3 separate regions of the Mus musculus genome follow, and regions 2 and 3 are each linked to region 1. A link is a loop called in an ENCODE intact Hi-C map of the cell type or tissue named here. Cell type or tissue: heart. All regions are shown on one strand.

Region 1 (8,000 bases):
CTCCAAGATGCTGGGATCAAAGGCCTGGGTCACCACGCCCAACTCAGATACTCTTTGTCTTTTTGAGAATCCAAGGCTTCTGTGTTGCCTGTAGTCTTTCCAACTTCCAGAGGGCCTATGAAGTCTAGAAGCTTCTAATTCCATGACTTTTGCTTCAACTTCAGCTACGTTCTTCTGTGCTCTAGTTGGCTGTAGTCATATCCTAGAGAGTCTTTCCCATCATTAAATGATTGCGTTGTCCCCTAGCTTGACTCAACAGCTTCGTCTTCACAGTACTCAGCTCCTCTCTACTGTCTTCCTTCCGCTCCGTGCCGTGGTTTGCCCAAGCCAGGAGTCTTCATGAGACCATTCTCAGATGGATTTTTTTGTCCTCTTACGTCACTTTGGGAAATCTCCAAGTGTTTTTGATATTATTTGTGTCTTTGTAGGTTATTAATTCAAACATTTTTTTAATTTATTATTTTTGACACTTTATTATGTGTATGTGATGTTTTCTGCACTTTCATCCTGCATCTCCCCCACCCCCCAACCCTTCCCTCCAACAATGCCCCTGACCCTTAGTGAGGGGTTGAGCCTCATGCACCTCTCCTTCATGTATGCTGAAATGGTGATGGGCCAGTCTTGCTCAGGTCTCCTGCAGGAAACCACAGCTGCAGTGTGTTCGGGAGGGCAGTGGTCACATCGTTTGTGTCCAGAAACCACTGCTTTGTAGCACTCACCTTCAACCTCTATCTTCAGTTTTGTTTTGGGGAACAAGGCTAGCTTAGAAGTCATTGTCCCCAGCTTCCCGAGTGCTTGGATTACAGGTAGGTGCAACCATGCTTGGCTTAGACTAGGTCTTGAATGATCTCAGAAGCCCGTGTGTTAAAGATGTGCTCACCAGAGTCCTGGTGTTTGGAGAGGTCATTGGAGGTATGTTTTAGAGAGTCATTTTGGCATACTGACTCCTTCTTTTACGTTCTTTGCTTCGTGACTGTGAGGAGAGTAATTTGACATTACTATAGGCTCCTTCCTTGTTCTGCCTTGGCACACCCCAAACAACTGGGGCTCATGGGTAATGGACAAGACCATCTACAAATGGAAGCCAAAGTGAGCCTTCCCTCATTATACGTTAATCATCTATCGCTAGGATTTCACTATGGTGATGGAGCATTGATGACCATCTTGTTTGGTTTATAGAAGTTAGAGTCCACAGGTTGCAGTGTATATTCTTGTAGAAATCTCTCTGCCCATCGTGAGGATTGCCAGTGGGTTGTTTTTGTTTAGTTCTTCTCATCATGGTGGTGAGCAGTCGGGATCATTTAGTGAATGTAGTTATAATGGTGGGTCAGGTGCATGCTTAGCCTTATTATTATTATTATTATTATTATTATTATTGTATTGGAATTAGTACAGCGCACCTTAGGGTCCAACAGCATAATATTCATATTCATTATATAAACTATTATGGTTCTCATCTCTTACTGGTTTTGACTCCACAGCTTTTCAGACTTGCCGTATTGTACAAATACAGGCGAGTAAATAATGAAGGGCACTATGAGGCTTTGTGCAGCCCTGACATTTGTTCTATTTTTAGGCTATTTCTGGACTCCGGGCTTTCATCATGCCGCTATTAGGAAATTCATCAAACTTTCATATTGCCTGCGCTGGGCTCCATTGTCTGTGGCTGCCATCTGCTCCGCTCGGGGCGGCCTGATGATTATTTCATGTGCTCCTGCAACCCTCCTGTCTTCGCTGCTCTTCAGCCTCTTCAGCTTTTTCGTTCTTTGCCTCTGTTCTCTGTTCCTGGGTGTAGGAGAATTGTCACTTTTCTGAGGAGGAGGGAAACTTTAGTGAACATTGCTGTAGGTCTTTGCTCTCTCTCTGACTATTGCCAGGTTTTCCCTTGTCTCCGTCTCTCTTTTGCCTGAGCCAAATTCAAATTTTTAAGGACTTAAAAGATTTAAAAATGAATCACAATCACTTGTTGCACATGTACTGTGGTGCGTGAAGATCACCTGACACCTCATGGTGATTCCTGACTTCAGTAAACTTTTGGTCTAGGACAGAAAAGAGTGGCCTTAAGAATGATGAATTAAAGCTATTGTAATTCCCGGGTTGCTGGCTTAGTAACTCAGAGTCTCAGAAGGTGCTGGGAGGAAAGGGTTGACTCAGGAACATTGGTCTTTGTGGAGGCCGTGGAGAGAGGCCGTTTGAACTGTGGAAATGGACTAAGGAAAGCACTGAGCCTTTAGGAAGGTCAGAGTTTATGGGTCGATGTGACTTTGGGAAAGCCAAAGCAAGATGGCTATTTTTAAGGAGTACAAAGTAGAGTTTTGAAAAGTATTCAAGAGACAAAAGATTAAGGCCGAGCCATGCTTCCACCCTTCCATCCATCCATTCATCCATCCATCCATCCATCCATCCATCCATCCATCCATCCATCCATCGATTGGAGGAGCCTGTGTTCATATCTGTGCCAGGTGCAGAACCTGAGTGGGTGGGGCATGTGGCCGCGGAGCAGCGAGGAAGGGCAGAGCCTCTGAGGCTTGAGTTTAAGCAATGCAGAAAATGTAAATCCTAGGATTTCAACAGAAAGTGAGGTGTGCATGGCTCTCTGAGGACTGTTCACCCAATCGGGTTGGAGACGAGGAGTGAGGCAAGATTCTTCTAGATGACATACTCAGCTGGGAGAGTAAAGTTGAGGCAGAAGGATCCAAGGACAGGCCAGAGCTAGATGACTAACACCATTTGCCTCTGTGAGAAACATTTGTAAGGCAGGCGAACCCCGCCCCAGAGTTTGACACAAAGAGTGGTTTACGGCCAGGGTGAAGCAAATCACCCTGTTAGAGCTTTCCTGATTAACCCATGCCCTGCCGCTTCCCATCCAGTCCCACCCTGCCACAGGCCCGCCCAGTTCGGATGCATAGTCAAGCGAGGATCTGAACTGCCTGCCACATGGTAATGCTAGGCCGGGGAAGCAGATCTCTGTGTCCGTGAGCCCCAGGAAAGTCTCCTGTTGGGGGAGGGAAATTGTCAAGAGGACTGAGAAGACTCTCAGAAGTCTTAAGTTTGGCGTCTGAACACTTCTTAAGTCAGGGTTTCTTTCTGTAAAAATGCATATACATTTGTAGTCTTGAGGATTGAAGCCAGGCCTACACCTATACTTGGCTAGTGTTGTGGCATTGAGCTATCTGTCAGGCTTCTCTTAGAACTACGGAGGGTCATAGATCTACAAGTAAACTGATTCTCTACTTTAATATACAAACTTTTACGTACAAAGTGTCAAAATCTATCCGAGTGAACCAACAATGCTCCTGTGGGAACACTCTAGAAGCCTTCGTATACTTAGTAAAGGCTACAGTTTTGCAGTATTATAAAAATATTTCTCACTTTCACCAAATACAACCTTATGTTGTGTTTTAAACCTCACAATGAGCTGTTTTGTTGAAATTCTTTTTAGTAATGTGCCTGGATCCAGTCATTAATATTTAGACTCCTGCAGTACTGAGAACATACCAGACAGTGGCAGCAAAGAACAGAGACGGATTTCAGGCTTTGTTTCGTTTGTCCTCTAAGGAAGAGTACTGTGGAGGTGACAGTTTGGTGCAAATTTGTTCTCTCATAAGGAAGCCCGAAGTACCTGTTTAAAATCAAACACATACCAGAGGAATCCAGGCTTCTTGGCAGGTCCTAAGTCCTTCCCATCCAAACAGTTTGTCTTGTAGTCATATCTCAGTGACACACAGAGTCAGAGGAGAACTTCTAGGCCAGCCCAAGACATTTGAATCAGAATCTTCCAGAGAAAGGCCTACAAACTTGGCTGTGTTTCACTAACTCTGCAGACAGTGAGTCTCTACACTCAGTTAAGAGTTGACAAGTTAGTCCTTCCTATGGAGCATCATGAGTCTATGAGGTGGTGTTCACAAACCAGGCAAGGAGACAAAGGGCATCAGGAACATCCCTCCACACGGCTGTTCATCACTCAGGACCAGGCACTCTTGGTTATGACGTAATGCTGTCCGGATACTGTTCTCCATTTTCAAAGAGAACTTATAGTTCTCAGCATACTGCGTCAGCGTTGCTAAGGGAGGTCACTGGGTTTCCTGAAGAAGGATTCCTAAGGCCATCAGTATTTGGGGAAGAAACCCAATTAATCAATGTCTATGGGTTAAGTATACGGTACATTATATGTCTTAAGTAAGCTCCAAAATGGTGTTTAAAAATTATTCTCTACCTTTTAAACAAATCACCCTAGTAAGTACAAATAAAACTAGTTCTTGGTCAAGGATATTTTAAATTAGTAAGTTAAACTTTTGAGGTGAACTGGAAACGTGATTGAGATCTCCTAAGGCTCAGAAAGAGTCTAAAGGAAAGAGCTTAGCATCTGAGTTGCTTGAGGAAGGGATTTCTTAGTAGTCCTGTAGTTGGAAGTGTGGCTCACTCACAGAAGACAGCTAGTGGAAGTTTGTATACCCAAGAGCTGGGGCCCCATTTGTTATACTTTTAGGTATGTTTTAGATCTCGTGTGTTGAAAACTAACAAAGGAAGTTATGGAAAAGATAATAAATGGACTGCAGAGATCTTAATTCTGTGGAATTGTTACCCACAATGCAAAGGAGACACATCATGACCTTTTTTGTCGGGCTTCTTTCCTTCTGCCTATTTCCAAGAATCATCCATGCTGTATCGTGTATCAGCACTTCAATATTTCACTATATGGTTTTAATTGTAGTCAATTTATTCATTGATTGATTGATAAGCTTTTAGGTGGCACCCACTTCTTTTGCTTAACATGAGCAAGGCTAAATAAATATAAATGTTTGTGTCTGAGATTTCATGTGGAAAAAAGGTTTTCATTTTCTTTGAGATCAAAGTAGGGATAGAATTGTAACTCTCTCCTTGCTTCCTGGAATTCCTTGTTGAGTTGGTTACTGGGAGCTTGACAAGTAGATTCCTGAAGAACTGTGTCACTGTTGATCAGTGCCACAGACAACCTTAGGAGTAGACATCCATGAAGAGTCGTTGAGTGGGATGTTTATGTCACAGACATACGAACTCCGTCTCTCGATGCCAAACTTACACTGAAGAGTGAATTGTATCATTGTCACCAAAGGGTAGACCTCTCAATTTGAAGTCCATATAGGACTAAGTAGTGACTCTTCACCTGAAACTGTAATGTAGCCACACCATTTCTAAAAATGAATGTTTCCCACAGTGATGACTCTCACGGGAATTCACGGGGAGCTAGGCAGGCCATTGTTGAGACTTGTTCATGTGTGTGAGACATTTCTGTACAAAACAACAGCATCTTTTGACTCTTGAAAACCCATGATTATATTAAGCATTATAACTATACTTGAAATATTCTGATAATGGATGCTCACATCCACTTACGACTTGTATACCCACTACTTAAAAACTTGTTGATCTGGAAAAAAATAACTCATGCAGTAGTCAGGGCTTTGGGGAGACTTTTTCATGAATACTTTCTATCCACTTGCAACAGTTTAAATTGGAGTATGGACCTATGTTTGGAGACAAAATTTAATCTTTATAAGTAGTAGGTGCTAGCAAAATAGACGTGTTTAAGAGGAACACATTTGGGGGTTTGCTGTCTCCAGAGACCTTAACTTGTGGCTAACAGGGCTCATGTGGTCTTGGTTTTGTGTCCCAAGCAAATTTGTGCCTACTATCAGCACTGGAGGGAATCTTCCTTTCTTGTAGTTTCACTTAGTCCTTCCCATTGGTGTTTATCTTTGGGCTCCATCACTATAGCCACTTAGAGCGATTAGCTTGAGCTATAAGATTAAAGTGGATTATGGCGCTTGGGGTGTAACTTGTCCTGCATCAGAAATTATTTTACTTCTTTTCTTTGCTCAAGGAATGTAGCCTAGCTGGCATTTGGCTCCATAATGACTGAATGAGAACCTCAAGTGTTTAGACTGTTTCATATTTTTGCTGTTTCTTTCCCTGTGTGGGCCCGTGCCTGAGGAACTTGCATTGGGAGGTGTAATTACTACACCCACTCTTAGAGGAAGGTCTTGAAGAGGGCAATGGCTTTGGAAAAATTTTTAGACTTGTGACCACCATGAAACATTGTATTCTGTTTAGAATTGGTGATCTGTGCAATTCTGATGACCACAGACTTGGAAGACTTGTGAGTTGGCTTTGGTTTTGCTATCAGATGATATTAGTATTGGCAGAAATAGCTCTGGTACATTCCAGAATATTATGTAGTACAATGCCAAGGTTTAATAGAGGCTAGTGATTGGGGAATCATGCCCCTCAAAGCTATGTTATTTGCTGAATATACAATATCATTTCACCAATTCACATGCTACAACTCAGAGACTTAACCACAGTTCACAGAGGTGCCTAGCCTTAAAATACCATTTTGCCCACACATTTCAAAACAGGGTTAGACTCTTAAAGGGGAAATGAATTTTTCAGTTTATTTTTTATTAATTTTTCAGTAAATGGACAAAATAATTTTTTTAAAAGATTTTATTTATATGTAAGTACACTGTAGCTGTCTTCAGACACTCCAGAAGAGGGAGTCAGATCTCATTACGGATGGTTGTGAGCTACCATGTGGTTGCTGGGATTTGAACTCCGGACCTTCGGAAGAGCAGTCGGGTGCTCTTACCCACTGAGCCATCTCACCAGCCCCCAATTTGTTTATTTAGAAGACAGTTTAACAGGGAAGCTAGATTCTAGTCCAGGAAAACTTTCAAATTAACAGGTCCACCATGGTACAAGCTCTGGTTTAAAGGGTTATTCCCACCTACCAAGGGTGTATCACCAAAGTGTCTTAGTTATGGTTACTATTGCTGTGATGAAACACAATGACCAAAAACAAGTTGTGGGGGAATGAGTTTATTTTGCTCATAGCTCAAGGCAAGCCTATCACTGAGGAAAGTCAGGATAGTTATGGAAGGAGGAGAGGACCTGGAGGCAGAGGCTGATGTAGCTGCCATGGAGGAATGCTGCTTACTGGCTTACTCCCATGGCTTGCTGAGACTGCTTTCTTAAAGAACCCCCAGGACCACCATCCCAGGGGTGTCCCCACCCATAATGGGCTGGGCTCTCTCCCATTGGTCACTAGTTCAAAAATAAAATGCTTCCTAGACTTGTCTCCCTATAGCCTGATCTTCCAGATGCGTTTTCTCAGTCAGCGTCTCCTCCTCTCAAGATGACTTCTCTCAGATGTCAAGTTGACCTAACAAGCCAGAACACCAGCGTGACACCAGTGTTTTCCCAGACCTTGATTTTTAATCCTTGAGCAACTGGCAGATCTAGGATTTGTTTCTCACCTGTGGGAGTTGTGGGCTATGTGAGTTAAGTGAGCCTTGGAATGAAAGCTGTGTCTTTCTCCAAAACCTAAGTCACACTCTTCCCCTGGAGATCAACCTCATGTAACCCAAAGCTTTATCTTCTTGCCTGGATGTAGTCCTAGGAGGAATACTTGGATTTCCCATGAGTGCTGAGCACGCACGGGTCAGCTGCATCTTAGCCAGGGAGGAGCTGAGTGACATAGAGCCTGTGGTAGGGACTGGGGAGCGTGAGGCACAGGAGGGAGGATCCTCTCTCTACTTAGAGGTCACCAAATTGAATGTTCAAAGCTTGCTGACCCAAGTCTCAATGTCAGTAAGTTTTCTGTAACTTACTTTTCTTTATTTGTAAACTTGGGTATATTGGTTACTTTTCTGCTTGTTCTGACAAGGAAGAACAACTTAAAGGAGCAGGGATTTATTCTGCCTCATGGTCTGAGGGGATTCTCTTCATGGTGGTAGGCTGTCAATGCAGGAGCTTGAGGCTGCTGATTTGTACCTTCGTAGACCTGGAAGCAGAGACAGGAAGCAGGGAAAGCTACAAATGCAAAGGTCTCTCGAAGTCTTCACTTCTCCTGGGGAGGCTGCATTTCCTAAACAGTCCACAACTTCCAAAAACAACATCATCTAAGGACCATGTGTTCAAACACGTGAGCCTATGGGAGACTTTCCACATTCAAGGCATAA
Region 2 (8,000 bases), 100 kb after region 1:
AGTCTCAGTGCAAGGGAACCTTGTTTAAGGGCTAGACAGGTAGACAATTCTAAGTAGGGTAGTGGGAGGGAGCTGGGTTCCAGGAGCATGAAGCTTTTCTGTGATTACTGTATTAAAATTCTGCTACCCACACAATTATAGTGGGTGGTAACCACACTTAGGATAATATTTTTAGGATTAGAAAACTGTGCATTTAATGAGTTTTATATGAAAACACATCAGGAGTGGTATTTGTATATAGGCTTAAAAATAATATTTTTAAGTTTAAAACTTCAAAAAACAAATGGAATGTGATTTACAAATTTTACTAGTAGGTTTTAGTAAGGAAAGCAACTTTTTTCTTGTTCTTTTAAAAGAAAGTGTTTAACAAACACACACACACACACACACACACACACACACACACAAAACAGGGAAAGTAGCTTAATGACTCTGGTTGTCCTGGCTGTGGCTGTCTTTCCACCCAGACTCCCCTTTCACCGGTTCTTGTGACATAGCTGTGTCAGACCACTTCCTCTGAACCATATTGGCATTGTTTGCTGTTCATTCCTGCCTGGCAGGTGACAAAGGCAAACTGTGTTAGGTCACGTTAACCTGGCTGGTGTGCTGACAGCCAGTAGCTATGAGGGGAGCCGCCTTCTGCAGCAGGGAGGAAGTCTGCAACCCTTACCAACTACTGGCGTTTTACAAGTGCACTGGAGGCAGGGAACAAGGGACAGGAAGGAGTTTACTGCAGGCGACTTGTGTGGTTACTCTCTCTATTCTTATTGGGTTTTTAAGAGCTGTTTCTTTCCCTCCTTCTTCTAATTAGAGAATATATTATTATCTGTTTCTGTCTATCCTTGGGATCTATCACAAATACTTTCTCATTCTTTTTCTCCTTTCCCTTTTCCTCCTTCTCCTCTCCCTTCTTTCCTTCTCCCCCTCCTCTTAATCCCCCCCACCCCCGTTAAACCTGCTTTTAAGTAGAGTTTTAACCACAATTCCTGGTTTCCATTACAGCTTCTGTGCTTATCAAGTAAGCTTTAGTTTGGTGCTCTCGTGTATGCATAAGATATAATTCATTAGGACTTCAGATGTCATCTAGCCTGGCTTCTCTGATGTAGGATCCATGTCCCTAAGAGTGGCCTTACAGGGGTCTGTCTATCACCATTGAATCTTGCTCCATCTTCCTTTGGTTTCTATGCTTGACTGTTACTTCCTGGAAATCTGATGGCTTCCTGCCTTTTGTTATATTACTGAGTTCCTGTAGACTTGCGCTGTCTCATTGGATTTTATCAGGTGATATACCTCAGCAGATTTATGAAGCACTGTGGTGTCAAAGAAGGTTGGAAAGAGAAGGGACTGTCCAGGGCTTGGGGGATTTATCTGCTTATCATGACTGCAGAAGAATGCACTACGTGTGTGCCTCCAGTGGGAAGGCAAGTCCCTCCTCGTGGGTCTTATCACAACTTCTTGACAAAGTTCTAAAAATATTCAGGCCTTTCAGCAGCAGCCCTGGGTTTCCAGGGGAGAGGAGAATATGCTGAGGGAAGGGGCTTCAGCAGGAGAGCCCTGGAGAGTAAAGCAAGTTTTTGTGCCGTTATAGGTTGCGAAAGTGACATCGATTGGGAATTTACATTCAAAATGCAGGATTACAACAAAGATGATATGTCCTACCGAAGGATTTCAGCCATTGAGCCAAAGTCAGCTCTCCCGTTCAATCGTTTCTTGCCGAACAAAAGCAAGCAGCCGTCCTATGTGCCAGCACCTTTGAGGAAGAAGAGGCCAGACAAACACGAGGATAACAGGAGGAGCTGGGCAAGCCCGGTCTACACAGAAACAGACGGAACATTTTCAAGGTAGTATCATGTGATGTGGTTACGGAGTGCTTTCTGGATTTGTGGAACTGTTTAATGAGGTTTAACAAGGTTAACGAAATGGCTATTTAAAGTATAGTTAGCACATACCACTAATGGGAATTTCTTTTTTTACCTCTGTTTTCAGTCCTATGTTGAAGACAGTTATTGTGTTTCAGAACGCCAGCATCCAATGACCGGGGCTTCTTTTAGATGCATGCCCTCAGTTTATTGGTGTGTTTCAGCTCCCTGGATCACCGATGTGAGCTCTGCTGTGTTCTTTCCATTGTTTTTCTTTCATGTTGATAGCAGTGGACATGAAAAGAAACCCTTACTGTCCCACCGACTTAGCAGAGTAAAGGACGGTTTTTCAAATCCGTCTTTCCGCACGGAGCCTCGTGGTTCTGAAAGCCGGGTTGCCTGATGTGTTTTTGGATTGACTTAGCCAACCAGAGATTCCAAGTGGAAAAGAGACCTGAGGGTTTCCTCTCATAACCCATCTGTCAACTCTTGTCTTTGAGTATTTTCACTTGATACGCTAGCCTCTGGGCTACATACACTAACAAGGTCAGACATCTATTTATCCTGGGTCTTGGGTATCTATCTTGCTGCTGATTGCATTAAACAAAAGCAACAGGTAATGTGCTTAGAATTCGTCTTTCTCTTAACATAGCCCTGGGTATCCAGCTTTTCTCTAGCTAAAGTGAGGTGATGCTGTAATGTCTGACTTTGGCCCTAGGAGCTGTGGTGTTGAGATGCGGAGTTAACGTATTTCCTTCACAGGGGTGTAAGCATTGAGAGGGTAGAGTGCATGCCTTTCGGGTTCTTCGCCACAAACTGCTCACACAGTATTTTAACCTGGTTGGATATTTTGAACAGTACCCAGAGGAGAACCTGGGGTCCCAAGATGGAGACCTGGCACACAGTCCAAGAAACTTCCACCTCTTCTTGGTGTGTAGAAGAGGAAGAGGAAAAGCTCACGCGCATGCCCAACATTGTGAAGGATGATCTGTATGTGCGGAAGCTTAGCCCCGTCATGCCAAGTCCAGGGAGCTCTTTTGATCAGTTCCTTCCCAAATGTTGGACTCCAGAAGATATGAACTGGAAAAAAATTAAAAGAGAGACTTATAAGCCATGGTATAAGGAATTTCAGGGATTCAGGTTTGTCTCTGCATGCTCCTGGTGTTCTCTGTCCCAGTCTGGTGGAGTCTGTGTCTTGGTTTTTTTTCAGTTAGGGAGCCAGAAAGCTTGATTTGCCCTCTAACATCTGTAGAACTCTGATAATTAAAGAAAAATGTTTAAGTGTTATCCTTAGACTATACAGGGGGGCCTATGCCTAGAATCTTAGCACTCTGGAGGCTGAGGCAGGAGGATTAAAAGTTTGAAAAAAAGTCTTAAGCTTCAAAATGAGGCTCTGTCTCTAAAAACAAAACAAAAGAAAACAAAAGAAAAAGAAACTTTCTGACCTACTTGTAAGCTCCCTTCCACCCCCTGAGGGTACTTTTTTTTTTCTTTTAATAAACTGCCTGTGGCCTATATTTCTATTATTAAAACACAACAACAACAACAGCAGCACAATAAAATATTCCAGATTCTAGACTTTAAAAGGCCCCCCTCTTATTTCTATCTCAGCATTTGATTTCCAAGCTTACATTCCTCTTCATTTCTTTCTTTGCTTCCTCCACCCCCCACCCCTTTCTCCTTGTCACTTCTCGGCAGAAGGAATTCTGACTCTGAGAATGAGGATTCGGGCTCTTTCCAAAGCTCCACCATTTTCAGTAGACTAGAAAAGGCAGACCATAGGTTAGACAGCAGCTACCAAAGACCTTCACTCTTGCTGGAGCTAGCTACCAAACACGCTATGAGGTCACGTGACACCCATGCAGCCAGGAGGACCAGCAGTGCTTTGCAGGAATCCAGGTGCACCTGTCTGCATGAGCTACCTGCTTGTGGCTGACCAGACACCTTCTCTGACTGCTTCTGCTGCTACTTTAACCTAGACCCGGAGTACCGAGTCATGGGAACGTAATGACCCAGGGTAAAGGCACAGTGTGTAACAAGCATCCTGCCTTCCGCATGAGGGTGTTGCCGCAAAGTCGGTAGAAATCAACGTGCTATTAATACAACAGTGTGTACTCTTGGCATACAGTATATGACGGCCAACTCTTGATCACACATTCTCTAGGGAGGGGACGAGCCACTGTGGATAATGGAATTAGAAAGTTGGTACAAGGAGCGGTGCCCAGGCCTAGGCTGGGAGGTACACTTGATCTTAGTTGTAGGTCAATGACTTGACCTTGATAGTATTCACTCTTCCTGGGAGTATAGCCTCGTGTTTCTTTAGATGATACTCCAGGAAAGTCAGAGACTAGTTTTGAATATTTGTCTTGTTTGTAATACTCCCTTCCATCGCTCCTAAAATAAGCCCCGCCCTCCATAAACCCCGATGACTACTGGTTGGTCTGCTGTCTTTCTCCTCATACTTACTACGATTCTCCCTCCCTTTTCTCTTTTCTGTGCATCAGTCAGTTTTTATTGCTTCAGGCCCTCCAAACCTACTCTGATGACATCTTGTCCTCGGAAACAAGTGTCAAACTCGATCCTACCTCTGGCCCCAGGCTCATAACTCGCAGGAAGAATCGCTCTCCCGCACCAGGCTATCGAGCCCATGACCTTGAGCTGCCAGCCCTAGATCCCGACTTAGAAAATGATGATTTCTTTGTCAGAAAAACAGGGGCTTTCCATGCAAATCCGTGTGTCCTTCGAGCCTTTGAAGACTTTAGAAGTTTCTCGGAGCCAGACGATGCCGTGGAACGAGATATAATTTTGCAGTGTCGGGAAGGTGAACTCGTACTTCCAGATTTAGAAAAGGATGATATGATTGTCCGCAGGATTCCAGCTCAGAAGAAAGAAGTGCCCCTTTCTGGGGCCCCGGATAGGTACCAGCCAGTCCCTTTCCCTGAACCCTGGACCCTACCTCCAGAAATCCAAGCGAAGTTTCTCTCTGTGCTCGAAAGGACACGCCCACCCAAAGAACAAAGCAGCGGCTGTAGAGTGTTAGTCCCTTCCTATCGACAGAAGAAAGACGACATGTTGGCTCGCAAGATCCAGTCTTGGAAGCTGGGGACTGCTGTACCTCCCATCAGTTTCAAGCCTGGCCCCTGCAGCGAGGCCGACCTGCAGAAGTGGGAGGCCATCTGGGAGGCCAGCAGGCTTAGGCACAGGAAGCGGCTGATGGTTGAGAGGTCAGAGTGTGTTTCTGCAAGGAGTTGGCTTGTGATGGATGCTCTTGTGTAACTTTCCTTATTGGGGAAAAAAAAAAAGCCGCATCCATTTTTCAGCTCTGCATGCTGTGTGCCGTTTTGAAGCATCCTGTTTTAAAAAAAAATTATTTGGCTTTGAGAAACTTTTAGTCAGTTCATGGAAGACGTGTGATTCCATACAATTCCACATTTACTCAGCTTAGGATGACTGGAGAAGGTATATGCAAAGCTTGCCCCTGGCTTGAAAGAGTCCATTAGAACATTCTGATGTGACATTGGACAAAAATATATTCTAATTGTGTCTGCGGGTTTTTATCATCATGTTTACCACTTTTGTGGCAGTCTTGCTGTGGTTTGATTTTATGTGTTTATCATATTTTGCAGTCTCTTTTTTTTTAATTGAGCTAAATATTTTCTGAAAACTATGTGATTGCAGATTTCATTTAAGTCGATTTTTGTGGTCATTCTAGGTTTTGTGAACTGTCAGTTTGTAGCATTTTTATTTATAAAGTTCAGTGCAAATTCCATTGAAATGCATGAGTCTGTCAAATTATTTGTTTGTAGTTGTGGCCATTTCTGTAAAACGAGCCACGTGGCTTCCTGATAGCTCTTCGGCTCGCTACAGGTGGGGAACGGGCAAATTTGACCAGGCTCAATACAGCGAATGGCCCTAAATCTAACTTAGCTCCTGGCAAGTGGAGGCCTTTTCTTATGAACTTGTTGGCTCAGAGTAAATTTAGAAAATGTTGATATATCGCTTCTCGGCCTTTTGGCTAAGATCAAGTGTAGAAAATGTTGATATTATTTGACCTTAGTTCGTTGACATAGGAGACGGACTAAAAGTTGATATACTTAAAAGTTGATATTTAAGAAGCAGCTAAGGGCAGCTGGTTCAGATTTGCCCATTTGCAGTTAAACTCAAGTTAAAGACGTCGAGTACTTAGAAGCGAACACCGCTGGAGAGAATGACCCTTTTTAATGTTTGGTTTTTTGGTTTCTTAGACTCTTTCAAAAGATCTATGGTGAGAATGGGTAAGTGTATGGTTCCCATTAAAAATAATCCCTCCTATCTGTTTGTCTCCTCTGTAACTCACCGCACCTCTGTCCTGGCATGTCACTAAATGAGTGCTGTGTGCAGTGCATGGGACGTCTACTTACTTTTTATTAACATTGCAACCCTATAGCAATATTTTTGTATCTAAATGCCCAATGCATGAACAGTTGTATAAAGCAGTATCATTTATTTATTTATTTATTTATTTATTTATTTATTTATTTTTGGCTGTATTAAAATTTAACTCCACCACTTTTTCTTTTTCATTTTCTTTTTTAATGTAATGACTGAAAGTCACAAAGCATCATGCTAAGACTACGCTCGTTTTGCTATATGATTCCTACAATACACTAAGCTTCTGGTTTCTTTTTGTTGAAGGTCTCCCCCATAAATTACGTCTTTGAGAGCCTGTGATAGGAAAAGATATGACTGCTTGCTTAATGTTAGAACTCAGGTAGCTGGCAGAATTCACACACTTAGCTCCTGAGGAATTTTATTAGTGGGCACAGTTAATAGTTTTAGGAGATATTTCCAAGATTCTTGATTACGGTAGAAATTTTACTGTAATGTAGCTGCCTATAAAGAACAAACTAGACTTTCAAAACTATAAAAAGTAATCTTGGTCATTTCCAATATTGTTACAAGAAATATATTTAAATTATTTCGCAGGTTTGGTCTACCGGTATTTAAAATTCAGTGGATAAACATGTCAATGTAATATAAATCTGATTGTCTCACGTGTTTTCCCAGTTCTAGACTATTTTAAGTTGTTATTCATTCTCAATGCAGTTTTACCTGGCTTTCTGTAACTGAAATCAATTGGTAATAGTTTTTGAGGAGGAGAGGTGAAGGACACTCAATATTTTAATCAGACTCAGGAGTTGTCCCCTTACCATAGTTTGTCTAATCTCTCTGAACCTCTAAGTTTAACGGTATTTAATAGTGTTAATAGTTTGGAAACTTTAGAAGCTACCAAGATTGTCAACAGAATTCACCGTAAGAACTCTAGATGTTGAAGACACGACTGAGGGATAGGCAGCTATTGCCGTTACCCTTCCCAGTGTGGCGTTTGAGGGGGAAGAAATTAGTTTTTGGCATAACCCTTCGATATCTGTTCATCAGTTCATTGCAGGAAAGCTGTTTTAACTTGATTTAAAATCCCCTTGAAGCTTCAAGCATCCTGACTAACTTTCATGAGGAATGTTCATTTGGCTTTGTAGCATAAACATATCTCTAAAATAGGTTACCAAAAGGGGGTCTAAAAATACCCAGAGAGTAAATACTTGGAGGTGTGTAGTAAGCATGTAACTACCTCTGACTTGGCCCTACCTGTTTTTTCTTAGAGTATCAGTTGTGATGTGACTTGAATTTCCCAGGGCAAGAGTGGGTTTCATGGTAGAATTCATGCCTAGCTTGCCCGAGGCTATAGGTTCGGTTCCCAGTACTATGCACCCACCCTTACCACAGACACCCATAAAGAAAATGTAAACATCCAACCTCAAAATGCTGAAGGATCTTTTTCTTAACTGTACCAGTCGGCAGCACATGCTTCCAGTCAGCACTTGCAAGTATTGGACTTGGTTGTATTGGTTATCAGCATTTGATTGAAAAGGCTATTTAAAAAAAAAAAATCCTCCTGTAGTGTTGGGCTAAGGTAACTATACAAATACAGCAAGATAATCAGTTAATTGAGACCAATGAATATTACATGACTTGTCTGATAATGGGGCCTCATGTGTCTTAGAAAATGCAGCTCTGTTTAGAAGCAGTTGTAAGGTTATTTAATTTCCCCCTTTTTCTCCTATTTTTTTTTTTTTGTCCAAGTTACCAGTGATTTCCTTACAT
Region 3 (8,000 bases), 130 kb after region 1:
TCTGTCTATGAGAGGAGGTCCCTCTTTAATGATTCCTATTATCCAGAACTGTGTGTTGAGTTGGCTCTTTTAAAATTGTTGTAATCATTGTGCTTTCGTGGTAGTTTTATGTGGTACTCTTTTTTTCCCCTTCTTTTCCCACCCCCAGAGTTCTAGTTGATGCTCAATTAATGTATATATTTCACATTTTTAGTTTAAAAATAATTACATTGCTTCTCTTTGTCCCTCAGATGATTAAGTTATTTTTTTATTGTCTGAATTTAAAATTTCTCCTTTCCATGTAAACAAAGATAGAGACTATGAAATAAATAATGCCCTTGGTACTTCATGTGGTGTAAGGATTCAGATATTAGATATATCTGAGATATGATACATATGAAAATATCGGTGTTACTCCCCTACTGGAAATGAATTGAACTTGCTGAGATGAAAAAGTCATTCTCTTTAATTTAAAGAAACAGCAGAGAGCATACTGTACAGGTTTCTCTTCATCCAACTGTTCCCTTTATGTTGTTTAGGTAGCCCAGCAGAATTTTCTCAGCTGCAGGTAGATGATGAAATTCTTGCCATCAATAACACCAAGTTTTCATATAAGGATACAAAAAAGTGGGAGGAAGTTATGGCAAACGCCCAAGAAACTGGAAACTTAGTGATGGACGTCCGGCGTTACGGAAAGTCTGGTGAGTTCACTTCCCACTGTGTCTGGCTTTTTAAATAAGGAAACCCAACTTGGGCAGATGGTTCTAACAGTTGGCTTCATTAATCCTCTCCCCACCCCCATTTTACATAGCTTTGTGCTTACAGTTGTTTTGTCATCGTTGTTGGGACAAATCACAAACACTGCCTCTGAGTATTCTTTCTGAAAATGCTTCACTAGCAAATCTACTGAATTCGACACCATTTTGCTTTTTTCTGTAACTGATAGAGCTGAATGTACATGTCAATTAAAAGCAAATGTATCTGTACCTGGGAGTCGCAACTATTCTTTCTACTTTAGCAACTGTGTGTATTCGTTACTTGATCTTCATGATCACAAAGCTAAGCATTAAAAACGGCAGTGTGAGGTGGGCAGTGGTGGCTCACACCTTTAATCCTAGGACTGGAAAGGCAGAGGCAGGTGGATATCTGAGCCTGAGGGCAGCTGGTCTACAGAGTAAGTTCCAGGACAGCCTGTCTCAGAAAAAAAAAAAAAAAAAACAAAAACAAGAACAGCCAAAAAGAATGGCTGTCCAGTTTCCTGTTCTCTGCACTATTCAACTATACTGCTGCCCTCAAGGTCCCAGTGGGACATGTTCCTACCTATTCTCATAGCAGTTTAATCTGCTTTTTATACCATAGTGTTTCTGTGTCATAGGTGATGGTCAGGTGGAAGGGAGCATTGAGTCTCTTCAGTCTTTGCTATTGGCATATAACATGTAGTCCCAATTTAAGAAAAGAATCAGCACATTTGCTAGTTTTCTTGTTACTAACTACCGTGATTTTTTAACTTTTGTGTCTTGGGAAGGTGGTCTGCTGGCTAAAGCCCTAAAGTCTCTGTCATTTACATGTGACTTGATTCACCTGTCTGACTGTCTGTACATCTATCTGTGTACATTTTATATCTGTGCATTCAGTAACTGTATTCTTTCCACTTTACCGTCTATGTGTATTCCTTACTTGATCTTCATGTGCCAATCAGACTGGGGCAAAGACCAACCTTCCCTGCCATTTATACGGCATAAAACCCTCAATCTTACCAGTGTGGCTACCAAAATTATAGGTTCATCTGAAACAAAGTGGATCGATACAACATCAGGAATTTACAACTCAGACAAGTCTTCAAGTTTATCAGTCACAACTGATTTCTCTGAAAGCCTTCAGAGTCCTGTAAGTAGAACAGAGTACCCCTAGAGGCCATAGATATGGGGGAAGCAATGGTTTGTGAAATCATTTTGATACAATATAAGATAAAGTTAGGGTATACTGAGTACCTAGACTAAGTGTAGCTTTGAAAATACGTTTTTATTAGCAGCCTATCATTATTGAGTTATGTAATGATATTGACATCCCATAATGATGTTCTGCCCGTGGTGCTCACCAGTGTCAACATCACAGGCCTCTCTCAGATCTGTGTGAATGAGAAAGAGCTAATGTGGAAGATTGCATGCTATAAGTGATCTGTGTGCTCTCCAGTCAACTGGTAAAGTGTGCACCATGGAGCCTCACAAAGCATCTTAATTCTTACATGGTGAATCTGATAGATTGGATTGCTTATGTGACCAAGACATCATCAGTTTTGTGAATTGATTCAAAAACTATAATGTATGAAATTTCAAAACGTTAAAAGCAGTATTTTTTTCATGCAGTTTTTTTTAAAAAATGCATCTATTTCTAATCATAATTATTCATTTTCAGTTGATAATTTAAACTTTGACCTGAATAAACTTATCTAATATAAGAAAGTATTAATACAGTTTTGAAGGATTGAAATGTTAAAGAATCTTAAATGGCTGTTTTACTACTCATAAATATAAACCAAATGAAGGACTGATTATTTTATCTATCATGCCTCTAAGAACATCAATGACTGATTAAACTTATGGTCATCTTTGCCTGCAGCTAGTCATTAATCCTTTTACAAGTATTGGAGAGTCATGAAAAACATTAAGATTTTACTACACATAAGCTACGAGGAATTAATCAACACCCTGAAAAACCCATCTTGTTTAAAGATACTTTTCCCTAATGAGAGATACATTATTTAATTCCGAAGTCCAATCAGACAGAATGTTAATTAGCTTTTCTCCCGCTTTCCAGTATACTGAATCCAAAGAAGTCAATGGAATTCACGAGGAAAGTAACCCCTTTGATTCAAAAGGTAAAACTCACTCTTAAATTGCTTCTGTTGGTTGCACATGGTAAATCATAAGCTCAAGATCTGCCATAAAAGTTAATATCTGTAAGTGAAGGAAAACTGGAGGCACAGCAAGTTTAAACCAAATAGCATGTAGATGCAATTGTGGCCAGGTGAGAGGGAGTCAGTGCCAGCCTGGAATGTGTCAAGATCTCTAAACAAGCTCAGCAGCCTGCTCAGGGCTCTGGGTACCTAAGCCAAGGGAGAACAGATTTTCCCAGGGCCAGCAGCTTCCTGGCTATGGAGTGTTGGCAGAAGGATCTTCATTTAAACACAAAATGGTGAGGCTGCCCTTCCTCCCTCACTGTTTTAAAAAGGACCAATGTGCAGGGGGCAGATCCTGGCAGAGAAACACCAATGGCAGCAACAGTTGAGGGAAGGCACACTTGTCTGAAAAAAGATGGCAGAGTGTCCAGGCTGATGTTAGAGTTCTCACTCTCTGCTTTGACCGTTCAGCAATAATCTAGCTACTGAATATTGTGTGCTATTCTGTAGACATACCAGAAAGAGTTTTCAGGTCCATATAAGCAGAAAAGAAGCTAGAAAAAGCTACAGGTCTTACACCATGAGCCAGGGCCTCTTGTCGTAGGACTGTTTGTTTTGGTGACTTTAGACATACCTGGGCAGATACATTGAACAAAGCTGATCAAAGTCTGTGAATCTCCCGTGATTAGTATCTCTGCCCTTCATTTCTAATAATTAGAAGCTGGGGTTGGTTTTATTTTTTCCTTTATCCACATAGTTTTAAAATGAGAATTGCTTATATTCCTTCATGATACTAAAATCGAAGGGATCCCTGTTCTGTTCTGCCAGTGGCCCGAATAGTAGAGCCAATTGATATGACGTCTACATTGTGACCTTGGGACTCTGTGCTACTCGAGGGTTGTTTAGTTAAAAAGTCAGCAGCAGTTGTTTTCACTGGATTGTTCTTTATGGTGAACTGCTTTTGTTGACGTCTCCTCTAGATGCTTTTCAATTCCCCTTTATCATATTGTAAAAGCGCTTGGGGAGAATTAACTTTAGGTTGATTAACCTAAACAAAAACTGCTAGTTTTCATTTCTTGGGGGACATTATGCTTTAAGAAGACTGTATGCCTCTCCTTGCTGTGACGGTACGATGCTACCGACTAAAAATAATTAATACAAGCATTGGTTCCTTTTACTAATTAGAATGTCGTGTAGACTACTCAAACGTGTGTGTCTGCCTTGAAATAATCTCTTCTCTTCAGTGGCTACCAATTTTGTTATTTGGAAAATAATATTGCTAAGGATTGGAAGAATGACGTGGTATTTATTTTCTTATTTTCCAACTAGCATCAGAATCCATTTCTTTGAAAAATTTAAAAAGGCGATCACAATTTTTTGAACAAGGTAAACCGACAAGCTAAACTATTCCCGGGCTCTCATGATCTCATCTCTCACTCCAGCCTTCTGTAGTCTGTGCTTCCAGGCACCAGTCTCTTTCCATCTTGCTATTCTTGTGACCAAGCAACGTAACCCGTTTCCCTTCTTTCCCCAGGATGGCCAGGCTTTTCTTACAGCTCCTGGGTCTACCTCTGTGGTAACGGGCTTTGCGTGTCCTTTGTCTAGCTTTCCAGCTGTTTCTCCCCCCCCCCCTCTCTTAACCTTGTGAAGGAAACAAAGCAAAACCACCCACGCACTGAGATGCTGCTACACACACGTGTTTCCCCACCGGGTAACAGGAAGACTTGAGGAATTTCATTTTCAGCTTCCTGCTTCCGTCACTTGCACAGCTTGCCATTAGATTACACCAACATATGTTTGGTAGACTTCCCAAAACAGCAAAAACAAACAAACAAACCTGGCTCTGGTCATGGGAGATACCATTCCTGAAGAGCAGAGTTACTTGTCGTTATTGGAATGATGGAGTTGGAAGGCATAGAATGATGACTCTGTTGATGTCAAAGGCAATGTAAAGTAAAGGAGATTTGGTGGCACCTAACACAGGAGCACTGAGAAGTCATCTATGTTGGTGTAGCTGCACGAACTGCCTCGTGAGGTGTGATGCATGCGGCTTCTCTTCATCCTCACATCTGTCTAACCCTCTGTCTCCTGAATGTGGTTTCAACTCTGTTTTGCTATGAGGAACTTAAAAGTAATATCTAACATTTTAGTTGCAACATGACAGGAGATTTACTGTTGCTATCTGAAATGTTACTATTTCTTTAAAGATTCATGAAACATTTCAAAAATTGCTTTATGATACCTACTGGGTTTGTGTCTGTTGTGTTTATTACCTAATATTCTTCTTAAAGTAGATTAAGTTTCCTCTCAGACCATAAATAGAGTTTATCAGCTGTCCTTGGTGCTTTTGATTCATATATATATATATATATATTTTTTTTTTTTTTTTACTAAACTTATTGTTTTCTGTGGTTATTCAGTTGAAGTGATATCACACACCTAATTCAAGCTGGCTAAAACAAAATAATGCCTTGTCTTTATTCTAGTTTTCTCTAATTTTTCTTCAGTGAGCTATTTTAGGGACAAGAATTTTCCTAATTCTTATGACAACTTAAAAAAAATAGTTATATAAGTGAATAATTTATGTGACGGTGGAGATTTCAGAAAAATTTCTAAATACTGTATAATACTATACTTTCTGAAATTTCACTTTTCTAGAATTGTACAATGTGTTGACACATATTTATACAAGCTCCCTGATGAAAGAAGGAATAAGCTAACCGAGTGTAGTCATACCCAGCTCGAATGCCAAGGCTAGGCAGGAAAATTAAAAGTTCAAGACCATCCTGGATTAAAGGGGCAGGGGCATCCACACCTGAAGTCCCAGCACATGGAAGTTGGAGGCAGACGGACTCAAAGTTCACAGTCAGTGTTTGTTTGCTACATTAGTTGAGCTTGAGGTCAGCCTGGGTTTCATTCTCAGAAAGCAACAATAGAGTATAATAATAATAATAATAATAATAATAATAATAACAATAACAACAACAACAACAACACTGTGCCTGCTGGGTTACACATCAAACTTGAATACTTGTGTTTCAAATAACAGAAGCGGTAAAGTGGGCTCGGCTCTGTTTCTAAGAGTCTGAGGTACCAGCGGTTTCCTCTGTTATTAAATTTGAATTTGGATGACGAGTTCCCAAGAGAACTGAAGGGAAAGGTTAAACAGAAGGCTGATGTCACTCCTATGCTGGCAGGGACAGCTAGTGCTGTGAAAAGAATTACTTTGGAGAAATGGAAACTCACGTTGTGCCTTTCTTCCTTGCTCGCAGGAAGCTCGGATTCTGTGGCCCCCGATGTGAGTATTAGACTTTTGCAGTTGGTCCTATGTGAGGGAAGTTGGGTAGGACAGGGCTACTACACAGTACTATTTCTTGTTTAGTGTTAAGATGCATCAATGTTGATCAGATTGTCATGTTGTAAGCTGGAAAGACTGACGCTGATCTGTGAGACCATGTCTGCATCATTGTGGTATAAGCCAGCGTTGAAATCAATGATTGCTGAGTGTGGACGTGTTTCAGTAGATGACTTAGTGACGTGGTGTTCTGTGTTTCCATTCTCCTGTGCCACAAACTGGTTAGCTTCCAGTTCCAACCCTCAGTGCCCCGAGTCGCTGGGCTTGGGATCAAGAGGAGGAGAGACGGAGGCAGGAGCGGTGGCAGAAAGAGCAAGATCGCCTATTGCAGGTAGCTCCACACAGCCTGCGGGAATCCGGCGCTCGGCTTTCATTGGGCTCTTCTCACCTGTGCCACCCAGTCTTGAGAAGCAAGCTTGAAAAAAAGCAGAACCAAGATATCGTCCTCACCACTAGCTAAGACTGTTGCGTATTGCGTGCATATTTTGCACCGACCCTTACTTTTCCAGTTTGGTGGTTTTCAAAACTATCAGACATTAACCCTTATGGACCCAGTGAAGAGTGACACGCCCAGACTGTGAGCACTTGTCCTTGTTAGCAGTAGAAGAGATCTGGTTTGCCATCAATCAGCCTCCCTTATCCTAGCTGGAGGCCTTGATGAATTTACATCAGCAGTAAAGGTTGGGCATAGGTGCCTACTCTTTCTTGACACCTGTATTTTAGCTTAATGCAAGACCTTTTTTTTTTTTTTTTCCTCTTTCTTCCAGGACTAAAACTCTGATTGGTCACATGAAAGAGTGACATGAAGGTTTAGAGACAGCAAAATTGTTAATGGAAAATATTCTGCTTCCCATGAGAAGGCAACCTTGATTAATCATTATGCCCTATTTCCTCACAGGAAAAATACCAGCGTGAGCAGGAGAAGCTGAGGGAGGAGTGGCAGAGAGCCCAACAGGAGGCGGAGAGAGAGAATTCCAAGTACCTGGATGAGGTACCATGACGCACGCCTTGTTCTTATTCTTCTCTATACCTTGTTGGAGAACCTAGCGGAGGACACCACACCCCATTTTCCTAGACACTCTCACCTCTGTATTGAATTCTAGTATGTTAGAAATTTGCCTTGCTATTTTAACTTTTCTCTTGTATAGCACCAAGCAGTTATTCCTTGGAATTTTGGAGTAGTCTTTCTGCTCCAACTTAGACCTCAGTCTTTGTTTTTTGTTTGTTTTCTTATTTTTTGTTTTTTGTTTTTTTTCGAGGCAGGGTTTCTCTGTGTAGCCCTGGCTGTCCTGGAACTCACTCTGTAGACCAGGCTGGCCTTGAACTCAGAAATCCGCCTGCCTCTGCCTCCCAAGTGCTGGGATTTTTTTTTTTTTTTTTTTAAGGCACTGTGACTATCTTTTTGGCTGCTTACCATTAATCTCCTCTCTGTACGAAATGATAGAGAGACAGATGGTGACAGTGACGTGTTTGCTTTCTTTTATGGGCTGCCTAGGAGCTGATGGTCCTAAATTCCAACAGCATTTCTCTGACCTCCCGGGAGCCTGTGGCCGCCACCTGGGAAGCCACGTGGAGTGAAGGGTCCAAGTCTCTGGACAGCGAAGGCACCCGAGCGGGAGAGGAGGACAGGGGACAGCTGGAAGACGATGCTGTGTATGAGGACCAAAGTCAGAAGCTGCAGGAACTTGAGCAGGAGAAGAAACGGAAGGAGCAAGAGGCTCAGGAAGAGGAGCGCCGCAAGCAGCGGGAGGCCCAGGCCTGGGCAGA

The links. Hi-C counts contacts between places; a loop is a spot of excess contacts. Peaks named below come from ENCODE experiments on the same cell type or tissue, not always from the same donor. Only the 100,000 strongest peaks of a DNase experiment are listed, where the experiment ranks them.
Region 2: it touches region 1 in a loop (4-fold over the local background); 6 of 42 quality-filtered maps call a loop at or near these places.
Region 3: a loop joins it to region 1, with 4 times the contacts of the local background. A loop is called at or near these places in 12 of 42 quality-filtered maps.

The regions. Positions count from the first base shown.
Region 1 is chr14:101,778,603-101,786,602 of GRCm38, forward strand. The region is part of intron 1 of Lmo7 (LIM domain only 7); the gene reads left to right. Among named protein-coding and RNA genes, the nearest start is that of Lmo7, 53 kb to the left of the region's middle. In heart, a CTCF peak has its summit at 3,502; no DNase peak of the experiment used is centred here.
Region 2 is chr14:101,882,574-101,890,573 of GRCm38, forward strand. It overlaps Lmo7 (LIM domain only 7), which reads left to right. Exons shown (of 31, transcript NM_201529.2): 8 at 1,589-1,841; 9 at 2,718-2,999; 10 at 4,364-5,083; 11 at 6,104-6,133. It also overlaps the pseudogene Gm52170. Among named protein-coding and RNA genes, the nearest start is that of Lmo7, 160 kb to the left of the region's middle. In heart, no CTCF peak of the experiment used is centred here; DNase peaks (open chromatin) are centred at 578 and 3,908; H3K4me3 peaks cover 4,961 bases; H3K27ac peaks cover 4,774 bases.
Region 3 is chr14:101,911,481-101,919,480 of GRCm38, forward strand. It overlaps Lmo7 (LIM domain only 7), which reads left to right. Exons shown (of 31, transcript NM_201529.2): 17 at 519-680; 18 at 1,760-1,866; 19 at 2,797-2,857; 20 at 4,208-4,264; 21 at 6,151-6,176; 22 at 6,460-6,564; 23 at 7,132-7,224; 24 at 7,729-8,000. Among named protein-coding and RNA genes, the nearest start is that of Lmo7, 190 kb to the left of the region's middle. In heart, a CTCF peak has its summit at 427; DNase peaks (open chromatin) are centred at 691 and 4,591.